Linked DNA regions of Homo sapiens: regions 1 and 3 are each linked to region 2. A link is a contact called in ENCODE Hi-C data. All regions are on one chromosome and are shown on one strand. The core of a region is the stretch at or near the end of the contact, and the rest is flanking DNA. Distances in the headings are between cores, read along the strand shown. Region 1 holds the start of TIGAR (TP53 induced glycolysis regulatory phosphatase). Region 2 holds the start of TSPAN9 (tetraspanin 9). Region 3 holds the start of DCP1B (decapping mRNA 1B).

Region 1 (3,107 bases), core at 91-2,590, 1.2 Mb before region 2:
GTGCTGAACTATACGTTCGTATTTGGGAATCAACTGCACTTTTATTGGAGCTTTCTTTATAGAAGTTATTTCTCAGATATATTTCTTTCCCTGTTGCATCATACACTTTACCTGTCCCCCATTTAATTCTCGCATTAAAGTAGTGAGATACGCACTATCATTTGCATATCAGGAAACTTAAGTCCAGGCTACCTGGCTCTTAGCTGGAGAACAGACTCCAACCGAGGTCTACCTTGCCTGAAAAATCTGTGCTCTTAGCAGGGCGCGGTGGCTCATGCCTGTAATCCCAACACTTTGCGAGGCCGAGGTAGTCGGATCACTTAAGGTCAGGAGTTCCAGACCTGCCTGACCAACATGGCGAAACCCTGTCTCTACTAAAAATACAAAAATTAGCCGGGCGTGGTGGCGCATGCCTGTAATCCCAGCTACTCGGGAGGCTGAAGCAGGAGAATCGCTTGAACCCCGGAGGCGGGAGGTTGCAGTGAGCAGAGATAGCGCCACTGCACTCCAGCCTGGGTGACAGAGCGAGGCTCCATCTCACAAAAAAAAAAAAATAAAAATAAAAATCTGTGCTCTTAACTACCCTGATTTTCACCTCCCGTTAACACTTGGCAAATACATAAAGACCTATCAGCATGCAGCTCCGTGTAACGTTATGATAATAAAAACATTTATTTGGGATGATACGGTCTGCTGAGATCAGAGCTGTGATCCTCTTTTCTCTCCCAGAACTGTAACCTCTGGGGAAAAGAAAGAAGTCTCATATATGTGCCTGGGGGGCTGACTGCCTGGGGAAACGAGGGGGAACCTCAGAAACTGAGAGGATAGCGGAAGGCAGCCGGCATCAAAAACATCAGCCATGGACGAGCAATTCTGCAAACTCTTTGCAATCTGCTGGGGAGCAAAATCGGTACCCAGACAAGTCTGTGGACATGTCTGGCACCGTTTTTGGTGCAGCCACCAAGTGCCTACGAACCCCGATCCCTTGCTCCTCCGGGCCTCACTTTATCTGAAACACGGAACGAAGCTATCTAAGACCTGCCGTCGTCCCTCGGGGCTGCTGGGGTGAGAGGAGGGGCGACACGGGACGGCCCCAGGGCAAGCGCCCCGGAAAAAGCGCTTCCAAGCCAGCCCTCCCGGGCTGGAGCGAGCAGGGAGGGGAGAGGGTGGTGGACCCGTTTTCCCTTCACCCGCTCCAACACACTCAAGGAAGAGAGAGAGAAAGACATCCTGCCACAGCCATACTCACTGCCGGACAACAGTCAGAGCGAAGCGAGCCATGTTCCCGGAGCCGCGTCCCGTCGGTGGCCCCGCGCCGCGCTGCCCCTGCACTGCGGGCTACCTCCCCCACACCACTTCCGCCAAGCAGCCGGCCGGCTCCGCCGCCATAGGCCGAGGCGGCCTCGCACGTCATCCCCGAAGGCCACTCAGGGCCGGGCGAGGCCGACGGGGCGGGGGAGACGAGGGAGCCACGGGGGCCCCGCCCAGGGCTGCGGCGCTTGCGCCCCTGCGCGCCGGCCTGTGATTGGCGCGCGGCAGGTGCGGGAGGCCCCGCCCGCGGAGTCCGCGGTAGGATTCCTTCCCTCGATAGCCGGCAGCCTGCGTTCGGGGCAGATAAGGAAGCCGGCGCACTGATTTGTGGTTGTTGCGATTGAGGCTGGAATGCAACCGTTCGTCTTATAGCTGGCCACTGTGATGAACCCCTCACGGGTGTACAGCGACCAACAGACTGTGTTCTATGAGGTCTGTTAGTCCCTAACCTTAGGGACGTAGCGTCGGCCAGGTCTGTAGACTTAGACCCACCCACCCCAACTCCGCCGGGACAGACGCCCTCCGTGACCAAACTTTAGTCGGGCTCCTTTGAGGCCTTTTCTATACTAGACGGCATCCTCGGCCTGCTGAGCCTGGTTTTACCAAAGAATCCTGCTAAGCCTGTTTATCAAGAGAGACCTCACTGTTGATGCTCTCTTCTAAGGCCCTTGATATCTAGTAAAGTTCCTCCTCCCCCTCCCCCAGATAGCTTACCACGTTCTGGTAATTTCCCATCTTCTCTTTCATCCCTTCCATCCCGCCCCCTGGCTATAAATCTCCACTGGTCCCGGTTGTATTCTAGAGTCGAATTCAGTCTCTCTCACCTATTGCAGTAGTCTTGAGTAAAGTCTTGCCGTTTTTAACAAGCCTCAGATGAATAATTTCTCTTTAATAGCCTTCAGAACGTTGAGGGAGTTGCTTCATGTTAGATATGAGTTCTAAATTTCTTTTCAAAGAATCAATATGTCAGTATGTTCAATTCTTTGCTTTTTACTTTTAAACTTAACTTCCTCCTAAAGCAACCTTCTCTTTTTTATTTATTTATTTATTTTTTTGAGATGGAGTCTGGCTCTGTCACCCAGGCTGGAGTGCAGTGGTGTGATCTCGGCTCACTGCAAGCTCCGCCTCCCGGGTTCACGCCATTCTGGCTCAGCCTCCCGAGTAGCTGGGACTACAGGCGCCTGCCACCACGCCCGGCTAATTTTTTGTATTTTTAGTAGAGACAGGGTTTCACCGTGTTAGCCAGGATGGTCTCGATCTCCTGACCTCGTGATCCGCCCGCCTCGACCTCCCAAAGTGGTGGGATTACAGGCGTGAGCCACCGCGCCCGGCCACAACCTTTTTCGATTACCTGCTGCACTCTGACTCCTTCCCATTACCTACTCCACCCTGACTCCTTCCCATTACCTACTCCACCCTGACTCCTTCCCATTACCTACGCCACCCTGACTCAGATTACCTGCTCTGTCATAACTGTTTTTCCCGCCAAACCACTCACCCCCATCACTCTCTTTAGATTAGCCAATCGGAATTAGTTTAGCCTGTGCGGTGGGGCACTACACAGCAGCAGGGGCCACGTGCGTCAGGGATAAGAACCCCTTCCCCTCCCTTGTCCAAGTGTGCGCTCACCATTGCTCCATCTGTAAGGACGCACCCTTCTATAGAAGTACCTTGCCTTGCTGAGAATTAAAAAGAAAATTTTATATTCGAGTGCTATTTCTTTTGTGGCACTGAAAGTTTATTTATAACATGAGCTTCTCTAACCCTGGGTTTTGTGACAGGTAAACTGGGATAGC
Region 2 (3,112 bases), core at 27-2,526:
CATGCCAGGACCAAGCCGAGGGTAGGAAGCCGGTGTAATTGTCTGCCTCTCTGGCTGCATTCCTTAGCTAAATATAAATGATTTGTCCAGGCTATTGTTTGAAATTATCCATAATCCCTCTCCTCCCCTCCCCATTACTTATGATGGCAAGCTGGCTGCGTATCTCTATAGCAAAGCATATATTCAACATTCTCTGTGGCTATTTTCAGTAAAGAGAAGGGAGCTGGCAGGTATATATAGGGATCCTCGCATGAGTCTTCAGTTTTCTCCACTAGTCCAGGAAAGCTTCCTGGAGGAGGAAATACCTGAGTCACCCCAGGGAAAAGGACAGCTGCAGGTCAGAAGGGCACGCGCACATAATGAGAGACTGGGTCTCTGAACTAAGAGTTACCAGGTAAGGCAGGTAAGCCCCTGCCTTCTTACCCCCCGTTTTGGTGATGCGAGAAAAAGGTAGCTCAGGGGATCCCATACTAGCCCAAGCTTCCCCAGACAAAACAGGCATTTGGGGGAAGATGAAGCAGTGACTCGTATATTTTTCAAAGAGGGAGGAGATCCAAGACTCCAGTTCCAAGATGTACAAGTACAAATATTGCTCTTACAACAACAAGCCGGTTTCTTGTTTGGATCTTTTTTTAAAAACCACAAGAAAGTTTTTTGAAGTCCCAAACTTGAATGCACAGATGGGCTAGATCTCCAACTTCGGGATGTGCCAGAGTCCTGTCACTCGGAGTGCTGATCTTCCAGCAGTGGCCCAGGGAGCGGTCGCGGGTGCCGGGGGGCTGCAGGCCATATCCCAGCCCTGCCCGAAGGCCCCCTGGCCCTCTCTGGGGTCCTTGTATGGACTGTCCCAAGCGGTGCACGGGGTCACACAGTCGGAAACCCTTGCCGGCCCCGGGTTACTCCCTTTCTGAAACGGTCTTCCTCGGAGCCATCCCCTGGAGGACCCCACTTCGCTCGGTGCCCGGGCCCCGCACCCACCCTCCCCTTCCCGGCCCGCTTCCCGCACGGCGCCTACTCTGTTCCTCGTCCTCTCGTCCCACCGCCGCCCTGCCCACACTGCCTCCCGTGGGCGCCCCCGGCCGCTCCCCCTTCTCGGGTCTCGGCCTGGGGGTGCCCAGCCCGCCCGGCGCCGGCTCAAGGCCGCGCGACTCCGCACGCTCTCGAGACCCGCCTCGCCGCCCGCCGCCCGGGCCGCACTCACCGCGCCCGCAGGACCTGGGGGTCTCCGCTCTGCTCGCGCTCCGGCACCGCCGCCGCCGCCGCCGCCAGCGGAAACAGGGGGCGGGGCCTGCCCGGGAATGGCGAGCCTGCGGGGCGGGGCGGCCCGGGGGCGGAGCGGGGAGGGGCGGGGCGGAGCGGGGAGGGGCGGGGCGGAGAAGGATCGCAGGGCTGAGCGGGGCGCCAGCGCCAGTGCCCGGCACTGCCCCGGGCTGGGTCCCCTGCGTTAGAGGAAGGGGAGCCCGGGGACGGGGCACGGGGCCCGCGAGGCACGGGTGCTCTCTCGGGGTTCCGGAAGCCTCCCTCCCCGCCCCGCCGCCCGCATGCCCGGACCGGCCGCTCCTCCGAGGTGCTATGATCCCGCCTTCCCCCTGCGGCGAACGGGCCTCTTCCCGGGGTAGGGGCGGGGAGGTCCGGGCCTGGCAGTGCGCTCTCCTGGGCTCTGCGCCCACACGGCACCCAAGGGCCTTCCTGGCCCAGGCCTCGGCTCTCTCCCTCGCGCCAGGCTGCCTGGCCTCGCCACCCCACCCCCACACCTACGAACCCCTTCCCTGGTGTTTCGGGCGGACTGTGCGAGATGCTGACAGCGCGGGTGTGTGTTGGAGCCTGCCTGAGACACCTCCCGCAGAAAGGGCCATGCCTCCCCAGGAGCTGGCGGCCTCCAAGGGCGACTACAGGGCACCGTGTGCCTGAGGGGTGCGCTAAGGCAGGAGAAACTCCAGCTAGGCATGTCTGGCCCGGGCGCTTTTTCAGGCCTGGATTTTATGTGTTTTTTGCTTTTTGTTTTGTTTTGTTTTTTCTTGAGACAAGGACTCACTCTGTTGCCCAGGCAGGAGTGCAGTGGTGCGATCACGGCTCACTGCAGCCTCGACTTCCCGGGCTCAAGTGATCCCGCCTCAGCCTCCAGAGTAGTTGGGACTGTAGGCGCGCACCACCACGTCCGGCGAAGTTTTTGATTTTTTTTGTACAGACGGTGGTCTCCCTGGGCCCAAGCTGGTCTCAAACTCCCGGGCTCAAGCCATCCTCCTGCCTCTGCCTCCCAAAGTGCTGGGATTATAGGCCCGGATTCTTAAAGCTAGAAGGCCTAAACTTGTTTCCAAAGAGCACTAAAACGCCATCTCTTCTCATCATTACTGTCATCAAAAATGTCTTCTAGGCCAGGTGTGGTGGCTCACGCGTGTAATCCCAGGACTTTGGGGGGCCCAGGTGGAAGGATTGCTTGAGCTCAGGAACTCAGGAATTCAAGAACAGCCTGGGCAACATAGGGAAACCCCATCTCAAAAAAAAAATGTTTTAATTAACCGGGTGTGGTGGCACACCCCTGTAGTCCCAGCTGCTCCGGAGGCTGAGGCTCAGGCGTTGGAGGCTGCAGTAAACTAGGATCATGCCACTGTACTCCAGCCTGGGCAGTAGAGGGAGACCCTGTCTTTAAAAGTGAAATTTTTTTAAATTTTAAAGAAACTGTATGCTGTGCTTCCCACGTGCCCTACCATTGCACTAAGCTTGACTGGGGACAAGTTTTTAAAACCTGGCTATAATCACTAGGGTCACTTTTGCTTTCTGCTAATTAGACTGGAAGTTTCCACTCATCTTCTGGGCCCCTTTCCGTCACACACATGCAACCTTGTTTTTGTCTATTAGACTAAACCCATAACCCATTTCCTTCTGATCTCCCTTTCCCCACAAGGAAAATATTCTCCTTCTACATTTTGCTTCATCCAAAGCCCTGTTCAATGCCCCTATAACAAAGTCTTCCCAAGGAACCCCCACCAGCCCCAATCTCTCCAGTCACTGCGGCAGAGTTGGGTACATGTACCCAGAAAAGGAAACTGGGTCTCAGACAGGGAAAGAGATATACTAGGATTGTCTGCCAGCAAGCCAACTCACTGGCAGA
Region 3 (2,853 bases), core at 150-2,649, 1.1 Mb after region 2:
CTGCAATGTACTATCTGAAATCCTATTAACTTTTCATACTGTTACATTAAAAATCCATTAGTCCACCTTGTCCTTGAATGGATCTTTTGCCTGTGCATGATTATGTAGCATGAGACATTGGTCTTTTGGAAAATACTGGACCACTGAGTTAAGCAGATCTTTGAGATATTGACACTTTCCATTATACAAGATTTGTTAAAATTGCGCTCATTAATATCATCACTGATCTCATCAGAAAAAAAAACATTAAGTACTGAGATGTCAAGCTCATGGCAGTAGATACACATTTTCTAAACTTTTAATTCTGGCTTGAAGGCTTAAAAATTATCATTGGCAGCAGTAATTGTCCCTTGTTTTCCTGAAAGTGACAGGCACACTTTATTTATTTTCAGAAAAATGTCTGTCAAGTACCTGTTTGAATAATCATAGTTTGCCCATCTTTCTTTCAAGTAAAAATGTTTTATGAAAATAAAAATAAAAACATGAATTCGGCCTACAACTCAAGCACAGAAGTATTTTCCTAGAGACAAATATGACACACTTCATTTTGCAGCAGACGTGCTTTATGCCTATTTCCTATTTTTTCATGCAGAATGTTAAAAAGAATTGTACCCAAGGATTAAGCTTCAATGAAATTAATAATTCTTACTGCTTATCAAGAACACCATCAGGTGACACTGGCTCTCTACCTTCTTCTTTTTTTTTTTTTCTTTTGTAACTGAGAGTGCAGATTAGTGACGCGTACTTTGACTAGCAATACAGTTTGGTGCCCCTGCCTTGATTGGGTTAAACCACCGGCGCTTTTAACCACCATTGTCTGCAAAACGTCACCACAGTGAACAAGTCAAATAAGTAAGTCTCAGCATTGTCATAAAAGGTTTTGTTTTTTTTTTGACCTTGCAGATCCCCTGAAAGGGTCTCAGAAACTCCCAAAGGGTTCCAGGACCACACCACACTTTGAGAACCACTGGGTGTTAGCGCATTCAGAAATCAATTCAGTTCTCTTTCTCTTCAGAGTTCTTGATGCTCGAGGCTTATTTATTGTGATAGATTTGATCACTGAAGCGCCAAAGAAAAGATATGCCAAGGGGTCGAACACATCCAAGAAGGAAATCCTACCGCACACACAGCTCAAAGGCTCGAGCGCGTAGAAAAACAGCTCTTGGAGAAAGAAACGGGATGCAGAGGGCAGGCCTGGGCTTGTCGTTGCCAGTGGCAACGATCCTCAGTGGGCGGGGCGCGGCCATCGATTAGTGAGGCCTTGCGTCTGTCGGCGGGCAGGAGGGTGGGGGTGACTGGAGCCGGAAGGCCTCCCGGGCCGTGTGGTCGCCGTGGGTTCTCGGTTGCGAGGCAGCTCGCTCGTTCTGCGATCTATTGAGAGTGGCTTCCAAGAGCCCCGTGCCTATGTCTGGGAGGGAGGGAAGATGGCAGCCGTGGCGGCAGGCGGCCTGGTGGGAAAGGGGCGCGACATCAGCCTAGCGGCCCTGCAGCGCCACGACCCCTATATCAACCGCATCGTGGACGTGGCCAGCCAGGTGGCTCTGTACACCTTCGGCCATCGGGCCAACGAGTGGGTGCGTGCGGACGCGGCGGAGCAGTGCAGCCCAGGGTTGGGGTGGAGGCGGGGGGCGTCAGACTCAGGACTTGAGGACCCGGTGAGGGGGAGGAGACGTTGACGCCCTGGAAGTGGGTGGATCTGGGGACTGAGGCCGAAGTTGTGGAGATGGGGTCTCGGGGGTTTGGGGGAAGGAAGGCGGATCTGTGGAGCTACCTGGAGTTGGGGAAAAGACTTAAATCTCTAACGTACCCAACGCTGGGAGACCAGACCGATCGGGTACGGCACCATAAGAGCCGAAGGAAAGGAAGGACCTGATACCTTATGGCCGGAAGACCGATGTGCTCGAGAAAGTAGAGCAGAGTTCTGTTACAGTGAATCTGTGGCTATGGGGGAGGCAGGGACAGCAGACGAATAAAAGTGCAGAGTTCTGATTTTGGAATGTCAGTCTTAGATGGGGCAAAGAGAAATCAAAACTTGATAGAAGGGGAGAAATCTGCAAGTTGTAAACTTAAGGGGAAACACCAAGAAAAGAGCCAACCTCGTCAAATAAAAGACAAAATGGGGCAGGGTCTAACACTTAGAAGGAAGCTGATGCTCTTGGGAAGATTATTACACGGCAGCACACCAAGTTCGATATTGGAGGTCATTTGGGAGCCAAATTATTTTAGTGCTCTTCTCAAAGCAGAGTCCCAGTAAATGGTAATGGAATGAAATTTCATTTTCCTCATAGTTAGAATGGGGTAGAAGCCTAGAACACTGGAATCCTGTTGCAGGGATTGCTGCTTGTAATTTTGTAACCCACCCACTCGAATGTAGAGACATGTAATTTTGTTTCTTTACTCATAATGAGTTTTGTCCAAATAATATTCATCATCCATTATGTATCACATACATGATATCCATCATTTTAAAATAAGTTACAAAACAGTATGGAGAACTTAGCCTTGATGAATGGATTTCAGATAAACTTTTTGTGTTCTTCAAGTCGGTTGTATAAACATCAAAACTTAATCTAGGAAAACATCCATGTTGAACAACTCTGTATTTTTTTTAACACCCACATTCATAAGCCTACTTATCTGCAGTATAGTTCAGCAGCCTGTAGTAAAAAACTCACCTGAAAATCATTAACATAAAAATAAAAAGACAAGCAAGAATGGGGTAGACAAACAGTTTTGCCCAAAGTTCTTAACGGAGGAAATTTGCCGGAATGGGGCAAAGAATTTAGGTCTGCTCTCCTAGTAGCCAAACACAAAAGGAGAACAGGAAGAGCTCTTTAATATTCGTTCTTCTGT

Evidence for each region. A loop is a pair of places that touch in the nucleus more often than their neighbours do. Pooled maps may share reads with other maps.
Region 1: a loop to region 2 is called in a map of CD4-positive, alpha-beta T cell, with 10 times the contacts of the local background. The contact joins the promoter of TIGAR here to the promoter of TSPAN9 in region 2. A Hi-C loop is called at or near these places in 2 of 168 maps with a recorded cell type or tissue (CD4-positive, alpha-beta T cell and naive thymus-derived CD4-positive, alpha-beta T cell) and 11 of 50 pooled maps.
Region 3: a loop to region 2 is called in a pooled map, with 7 times the contacts of the local background. The contact joins the promoter of DCP1B here to the promoter of TSPAN9 in region 2. A Hi-C loop is called at or near these places in 6 of 50 pooled maps.

The regions. Positions count from the first base shown.
Region 1 is chr12:4,319,446-4,322,552 of GRCh38, reverse strand. It overlaps TIGAR (TP53 induced glycolysis regulatory phosphatase), which reads right to left and starts at 1,340. Exons shown (of 6, transcript NM_020375.3): 1 at 1,250-1,340. The coding sequence starts at 1,281. RefSeq lists a silencer at 1,250-1,629 and an enhancer at 1,095-1,748.
Region 2 is chr12:3,075,543-3,078,654 of GRCh38, reverse strand. TSPAN9 (tetraspanin 9) reads right to left here and starts at 1,276. Exons shown (of 9, transcript NM_006675.5): 1 at 1,202-1,276. RefSeq lists silencers at 1,171-1,670, 1,721-1,770.
Region 3 is chr12:2,003,003-2,005,855 of GRCh38, reverse strand. DCP1B (decapping mRNA 1B) reads left to right here and starts at 1,399. Exons shown (of 9, transcript NM_152640.5): 1 at 1,399-1,574. The coding sequence starts at 1,425. It also overlaps a transcript of CACNA1C not described here. RefSeq lists enhancers at 1,124-1,353, 1,678-2,317.